Linked DNA regions of Homo sapiens: region 1 is linked to region 2. The links are chromatin loops, found by intact Hi-C in ENCODE. Cell type or tissue: endothelial cell of umbilical vein. All regions are shown on one strand.

Region 1 (4,000 bases), 270 kb after region 2:
TTAAATCCAAAACAAGCAAACAAAAAGCAGAAACAAAAAAAGGTTTAAGCACTATGTTGACACTGAGGCAAACAATAAAAGAACAGCTAGATGATTTGAAATGTTTTCCTGTTTTGAAAATGATTCATATTTTGATCAAATTTTCAAAATCAATCTGACTCATATATCACTTCCTAAAGGGTATTTAGCATCATTAGCAAAAATCATTATTTTGTATACACTCTTATGATAAACATTATTTTTACAGTGTTTGGGTTAAAAGGAGGAGGCAGAATTTATCTGCATGTGGAAAAAAAATCACCTGACACATTTTGTGTTTATAAATAGCACCGAACACAGTAGGGGAAAATCTGGACCACTACCCACAGAAGACACAGTGTGTACTTCCTATCAAAGCATTTTGGTGCTGATTTAATTACCACATTTAAAAAATGTCAACCAAGTAATGATTATAAGAAAGAAGACATCTGATTAGTATTGCCATGGCTGGGGGCCTTTATTTTAGAAAGGATGACTCTATGTAAGAGGAAACATCTGCTATACCATTTAAAAATCTGTTCCTAAAGGAGTGGTTCCTCCAACCTGCCCAAATGGTATTATTGAGCAAACATTGTATAATGAAGGTTTGGAAAAGTCTTATCCCCAAAACACTGCAGAGGCACAACCATTTAAACGCCCAAGCAAAATGAGTAAATGATAAATAGTATCAAATTGAATGCACAAATGAAACAGAAGGAATAAAAAGAGCCTAAGACAACTGGTGGTGAGGAACAGTGAAAGGATAGAAAGTAATATTTTTCTAAACCAAGAATATGTGTCATCTTAAATGAAAAGCAGATTTCCTCAGCTCACACAGAAAAAGACATTTTCAAAAAAGTGTATAAAGGGTATATGTAATTGAAACATACGATTTACAGAAACTAAAAAATTCAGCTTAAAAAATTATACACAGTAAAATGTGATGCCTAATCCAAAAGCTAAAATATTATTCATCAGAAGAGGTGGATACTATGTGAATACCGATTATGCCCTCTCAGTTTAGCAAATTGCTAGTTGAAAGTGTAAAATTATATAAAATACTGTCCTTAAAATACAATGAAACTGAATCATATTCAGGGCTGGAAGCCACAGACTACTTCTCAAATCTGCATCTGTCTATATTTCAGCACCATCATAAAACATTTTAAAACCTTTTAACCTTTTACTTCTTGTTGATTTTGTCTTACCCTATCCTGGGGTTTGGAATTCTATCTCAGTTATAAAATATCTATATAGAAATGCAGCTTTTCTTTCCTCAGGACAGGCTTTTAGCCAAGATGTCCTTTAATCTCACATGACCCCAGAGAAAAATGCCAGCATACAGTAAACAGTAAATCCCCCATGGTAGAGCTGATGTAGTAATGACAATGATTAATTTGGACATCCACATACGCATCTGTCTCTAACAATACTATGTGACAAGATCTCCTAAAAAGCATCTTCTTCAAATAATGCAGAGACACCCCCACTCTCACCTCCAAATACCTAATGATGGGTGTCATCTCTAGAAAAGAACATAAAAACAGCTACAAAATCCATTAATGTATGACTTGGCAACTATGAGAAACAAATGGAGGGAAGTGTAGGCCTGGCTCATTTTTTTGATGTCAACCACAAAATCAGACATGGAGTAGATCTGGGTTAAGGATAGAAAATAATTGCATAATCATTAATATGTATCAACCAAGGAGATAGTTTTAGGTAATGCATTTTTAATTTCCTTACTATATTTACTTGAAAAACATTTATAATATGAGCACATAAAATGTTAAATATAATAAATACATTTTCCAAAAACCCAGTCAAGGATCACTGAAAGCATAAATTTAGCATATTTTTCAATGGTTGGAGGGATTACTCTAGTGCAGTGGTTCTCAACGTTAGCGTGTAGCACAATCCCCTGTATAGCTGGCTATAAGACAGATTGTGGGATCAATCCCCATAGTTTGTGATTCAGTGGGTCCAAGATAGACACTTAGAATTTGCATTAACAAAGAGTTTCAAAGTTGTGCTGATGCTGCTGAGGCCAACACTTTGAGAACCATTGCTCTAGTAGAGTGAGAATTTCAAGGTTGGCTACAATGTCAATAACTTGATTTGTCTTTTTCATGAATTTCCCTAGACTGTTGTCCTTTGTGATCTCCTCCATGTCAACTGTAATCCCTCAGCATATTGGTTTCAAGCAGAGAATTCTTAGCTCCATCTTTTGTACTTAACCTACCAAGTAGTGATCAAACAACTTGACAAATCAGAACATTTATTTTTAATGCATAATTTTTACATCAAAAGAAATTAATAATAATAATTTCTAGGAGGTGCTCCTCAGTTAGATTTAAATATAGATTCTGCATTCACTATTTCTTAGTTTACAAACATTTTCCCATGCACGTACTGGTCCAAAACTACATTTCAGGTGGATGATATTCCTGGAAACAAAGAGCATTTAGTGAGAGTAGAGCAAGAGCTGGGATGGTGTGGTTCCAGCATCCCACCAGAAAAGACATCTCTGAGAGTGGGGGAAATCTCCAACTATGCCACAGCCTACAGTAATGGCTTTCCAGGAGGGGAGAGAGAATTGATTTGGGGGAGTAAGGGTACCTGCCTGTGGTCCATGAATCCTACAATGATGGACTGCATTGTGAACCCATCTATCTGCAACACCACTTGAGGATTCACTCATCCCACTTACCTGTCAACTGTTGATTATTCAGAAACAGATAAGCAGTAACCCTCTGAGGTTTATCCTCTGAGAATCAACGGGAGTGATATTTTTTCAGTTTATGCTTGCATAAAACATATAGATTGGGCTTTTGCTTCTGTGAAGAAGGAGAAAAAGCACTTTCCCCTACTCTTCTTACTAAGTACAACTGAAACCCCTGTATTTTATATATTAAATAAACATACAAAGACACTGAAAGCTGGAGAAGAGAAGACAAATCAGCTAGGGGACCTCAGAGCTCAAGGAATGACATGATGGTGAGTTCCCTGGAATCGTGTGTTGCCTCACATATCCAATTCTTGGGGCTAAAGAAACTGGAAACCCAGAAATGCCATCAGGCACAACTTTTAAAAGGGTGCCAACAAAACCATACTCTCTCTGGCCTAAGGAACAGGAAAGGAGCATCATAGCTAGATAAAAAAACAAATTTAGGCAATAACTGCTCTATTGTAGCCACAGAAGAAAGAAATAATTGTGGTTCCACCACACCTATGCCAACACAAGCTGTGTGGGAAACCTACACTTCCATCCTTGCCAAGCTGTAACAAGACACCCCAACTTCTCCCATCCCCACCGTGATGATGTCATAGAAGGCCAAGTAAAAAGCTGGGACTTTCATTTTCACCAGTGGTAATAAAGACCCCCCCTATTCCTCACCCCCACTATGTTGTCAATAGTAATGGTGGGAGGATCCTGGAGTTCTACCCCTGCCTTGCAGTACTGAGTCTCCCTTCTCCTTCTCTCCTGGGATGGTGTCACAGGTGGCTTAATGGAGAGTCAGAACTGTCACTAAGACCCAGCAGTCATTAGGCCCCCTCTTCTGTCCCCCTAGTGTGTCAGTGGAGAGACCACATGGGGAACATAAAGGAGGCACTTCTACCCTTCATAGCTGGAAGTATCAGTGAAGACCCACTTTGCCCTACAGTAATGTGAAGTCCCCTCAGGTGTCAAGGGAGACTGAGTGAGGAACCTAATTTCTACCCCCCACCTGGCACTGATGCTCACTGAGGTGATGTTAGTGGAACTCGGCTAAATCAGAAAGTTTAAATAAGATTCAGAGTCTCTTAACATATAAGAAAATGGCCAAGTTTCCATTGAAAATCATTCATCATACCAAGAACCGGGAAGATTTCAAACTGAATGAAAGACGACAATCAACAGATGCTAAAAGCAAGATCCCAGAGATGTTAGAATTATTTGACAAAGTTTTTAAAGCAGTCATAAGAAAAACATTTCAATTGA
Region 2 (4,000 bases):
AGTGCCTGTAGTCCCAGCTACTCAGGCTGATGCAGGTGAATCAAGCTGATGCAGCTTGAACCCGGGAGGCAGAGGTTGCAGTGAGCTGAGATCGTGCCACTGCACTCCAGCCTGGGCGACAGAGTAAGACTCTGTCTCAAAAAGAAAATACTCATATGTTATTTCCCTGTGTGGCTTCTCCGTGTTTGGAGGATGCTTTGGGGGTGTCATTACTCAGAATGGTTGACTTTTGACTTCTCTCTCCCACCTTTGTTATCCTGCTCCTTGTCCAGATCCTGCCTTTGGTTCCTTTTTCTCCCTCTATGATGATAAGGGACTTGGAACTTGATAAGGGAAAAGTTTTCGGTAAATAGCGCTGAACTTCATCAGTTGTGTAAAACAAAGTGTCCACTCCCCTTCTAAACCTACAGGGTTATTCAGTCTCAGTCCTGCTTTGAATTTTATACAAAGTATATGTCCCAGTGGCTCTTACATATCTGAGCAGTCTTCTTTCTCACAGATGTCACTGGAGTGCAGGTCCATGCTTTACTGTGTATAGCAGAAAGCACAGGTCCATGCTTTACTGTGTATAGTTCTTTATGACTGTGTGGCAAATAACCACAAACTCATAATCTTAAAACAAGACTCTTATTAACTCACAGTTCTGTAGTTAAGGAGTTAAGTATGGCATGACTGGTTCCCTGCTCAGGGTATCACAAGATTAAATCAAGGTGTTGGCTGAACTCAGTTTTATTTTAGAAGCTCTGAGGAAAAAAAATACTTTCAAGACATTTGTTAGCACAGTTCAGTTCCTTGTGACCATAGGACTGAGGTCCCTATTCCTTGCTGGCTGTCAGCCAGCTGTCTCCCAACATCTAGTGATTGAGCATGTGGCACTTTCCATCTTCAAGCCAGCAATGGCATGACAAATTCATCTGTCCCTTCAAACGTCTGATTTTCTCTTCTACGGCTGCCAGATAAAACTCTCTGCTTTTATTTTTATTTATTTATTTATTTTTATTTTTTTTTGAGATGGAGTCTCGCTCTGTCGCCCAGGAGTGCCGTGGTGCAATCTTGGCTCACTGCAAGCTCCGCATCCCAGGTTCACGCCATTCTCCTGCCTCAGCCTCCTGAGTAGCTGGGACTACTGGCGCCCACCACCAAGCCTGGTTAATTTTTTGTATTTTTAGTAGAGACGGGGTTTCCCAGTGTTCACCAGGATCGTCTCGATCTCCTGACCTTGTGATCCGCCCGCCTCGGCCTCCCAAAGTGCTGGGATTACAAGCATAAGCCACTGCACCTGGCTAACTCTCTGCTTTTAAAGGGCTCAGGTGATTAGTTCAGGCCCACCCAGGTGATTCCCCTATTTTAAGGTTTGTTGCAACTGTGCAATGTAACATAATCTAATCACAGGAGTGAATTCCACGAAATTCCCAGTCCTGGGGATTATGCATGGGATTGCTCAGGGGATAGGAAGTTTTAGGAGCCATTTTAGATTGTAATTCAGGTAAAGATGTTTTGGACTAGGCATTTGTAGTCAGCACAGAAAGATGTGGATAGATTTGAGATATATGTGAAAGCATAACTGATGAGATTTTTATGATTGATTCAATCTGGGTTGAGATAAGAGGTCAAAGATGATGCCCAGATTTATGACTTGAGAAACTTGATGAGTCTTGGTACCCTGTGGAAGCAACCTCTCTTTTAAAAGGATTCGCTGAATAAATCTTCCACTTTTCTATTACCAACTTCTATCTCTCTTTTGCTTTACTCTTCGACAGGTGAGAGTGATATATTGAAAATGAAATTTTTATTGCTGAAGAAGTACACTAAAATAAATATGCATTTATGTAAAGTTTCAGTAAGAGAATATGCAAATAGGGATGAATTTCTGAATGGTCCACTTTGTACTCACACTGTTCTCCCCATGATCTAGAATAATGCTTGGCATGCAGTAAGTGCTGTCTCTATTTATGGAGTGAATACATAAATGAGTGATTGCTAATAACAATGAATGTTAACAAAACCTCAGTGAGGAGTGAACCCAGGTGACATCAGGAGTGACTTTCAGATGGAATCTCAGGTGTGATTTCATGGGAGAAGCTGCTCTCCCATCCCTGTCCTCCCGACTGACTTCTGTTTTCTTACAATGTGTGCTGGAGTCCTGAGATCCTGGGAGCCAGGCAGTGGGAGAACCCCTTCTGGGCATCCCTTCATCGCTCTGCTGACTGGCTCCAAGCCAAGCAGGCAGTTTCCCAGAAACAGGGCTTGGCAGGCCACCAGGGGAAGGTCATCGAATCTTGCCTTGGCACCTGTTAGATAGGGTTGGGAAGCTTGAAACGCATTCCTCTGTATGCATCACTCTTTCCCAACTGACAGGAGCATTTTAAGATGATGGTTTTTCCTCAGCTGTGAAAGTAAAAGTGCTTAGTTGGCACAGCTTTCACGTCTAATGCAGAAGCAGAAGAAAGGGAAGGAAGTCACTGTGTGTTACATCCAGATGCCTGGAAACGAGACTACAGGTGTGGCTTAGCTCACAGGTTATGCAGTGGCAGCAGTTTAAGCAAAGCTTCTGGCATTCTCTAAAACAAAAGTCTACTAACAAGGAAACAAAACCCTGATTTTTAAGATCTTAAAAACCATTAAAGGGAAGAAGCAGCTTTAATTAAACCCATATCATAATCATCAGGACTTTAAAATCATTGCTTTTCTCATCCAGAGGTTTACTCTGATTAAGGGGAAATAATTTTGCCATAGGTCCAGGGTGCCAGAGAGGAGCAGTTTTTCCATTGTCCTATTACATAGGCATCTTTAATAGGTTTGTTTATATTCCACTGCCACCACCAACTTTCCCACAGGGAATTTTTGGGAACGTTGCATTCTAGCACAATGCACCTTCCTTTATTCTAAACAAGTGTCTAGAATGATTCAACATCAGGAATGAAAATATGTAGTAAAAACATTTGCAACAACACTAACATAGATAATTGTGCTCCAAGGGTTAGTCATCTGCAGTTTATTTCCCCAACTGTGAATATTCCTGCTTTTCCTGCTGGCTCCTTGACTAGGGAGAATCCTCTGATCCCTCTCTTTTAAATACATATCTTTCTCTGGTTCGATTTCTCTTGCCTGTGTTTCCGACTTTAAACTTTATTTTTACATCCAAGATTTTATACATCGTTATCTGAGAAATACAAGAGTCTATGTTCTTGAGCAGTGTGGTTGATTCCTGGTGCATGGTGTCACATACTTTCTCCTAGTTATTCAAACATGAATCCAGGGGCTGCAGTGAAGGGATTTTGCAGATGATATTATGATCCCAAATTAGCTGACCTTAAAATATGGATATCATCTGAGTGGGCCTGATATAAACACGTGAGTCACTGAAAAGCAAGGAGACTTCTCTGGCTAGTCATAAATGGGGAAGTCAGAGAGGACACTCTAGCTGGGCTGGAAGAAGCCACAAACACCCATGCCCTGAGCAGCCCACAGGGGCCATGAGGCAAAGAATAAGGGAGGCTCTAGGAACTGAAGGTAGTCTCCAGCTGACAGCCAGCAAGGAAACGGGGCCCCAATCCTACAACCACAAGAAAATAACACTTTCCCACAATGAATGCACTTAGAAGAGAACCTTGATCCCAACATGAGAATCACAGACCCAACCAGCACTTTGATTTTAGTTGAGTGTAAAGCTAAGCCGAAAACCCAGCCATGCTGCATTGGATTTCTGACCTACAAAAACTGTAAGATAATAAATGTGTGCTTCTTTAAGCTGCTAAATTTATGGTAATTTTTTACCAAGAATAGAAAATTCATAGTGGCAGCTAAAAATCCACATATTTAAACATGAAGCAGGGAAGAGGAAAATACTGATACACTAGTTGGAAGAAAAATGAGTGGAATATTAGTGTTTACTACTAAAAACATAGCTCAAGGCTACTCCTGCCACATAAGACCAGCGTTCTTCTAGTCACCTGACTGGTGAGAAATGAATCTAGTGGAGCATATTCGTTCATTCATA

Evidence for each region. A loop is a pair of places that touch in the nucleus more often than their neighbours do. Peaks named below come from ENCODE experiments on the same cell type or tissue, not always from the same donor. Only the 100,000 strongest peaks of a DNase experiment are listed, where the experiment ranks them.
Region 1: a loop joins it to region 2, with 2.8 times the contacts of the local background. A loop is called at or near these places in 24 of 110 quality-filtered maps.

The regions. Positions count from the first base shown.
Region 1 is chr18:34,505,755-34,509,754 of GRCh38, reverse strand. It overlaps a transcript of DTNA not described here. Among named protein-coding and RNA genes, the nearest start is that of DTNA, 200 kb to the left of the region's middle. In endothelial cell of umbilical vein, no CTCF peak of the experiment used is centred here; no DNase peak of the experiment used is centred here.
Region 2 is chr18:34,772,490-34,776,489 of GRCh38, reverse strand. All of the region lies in intron 3 of DTNA (dystrobrevin alpha), which reads right to left. Among named protein-coding and RNA genes, the nearest start is that of DTNA-AS1, 6.8 kb to the right of the region's middle. In endothelial cell of umbilical vein, no CTCF peak of the experiment used is centred here; DNase peaks (open chromatin) are centred at 2,269 and 2,929; H3K27ac peaks cover 1,754 bases.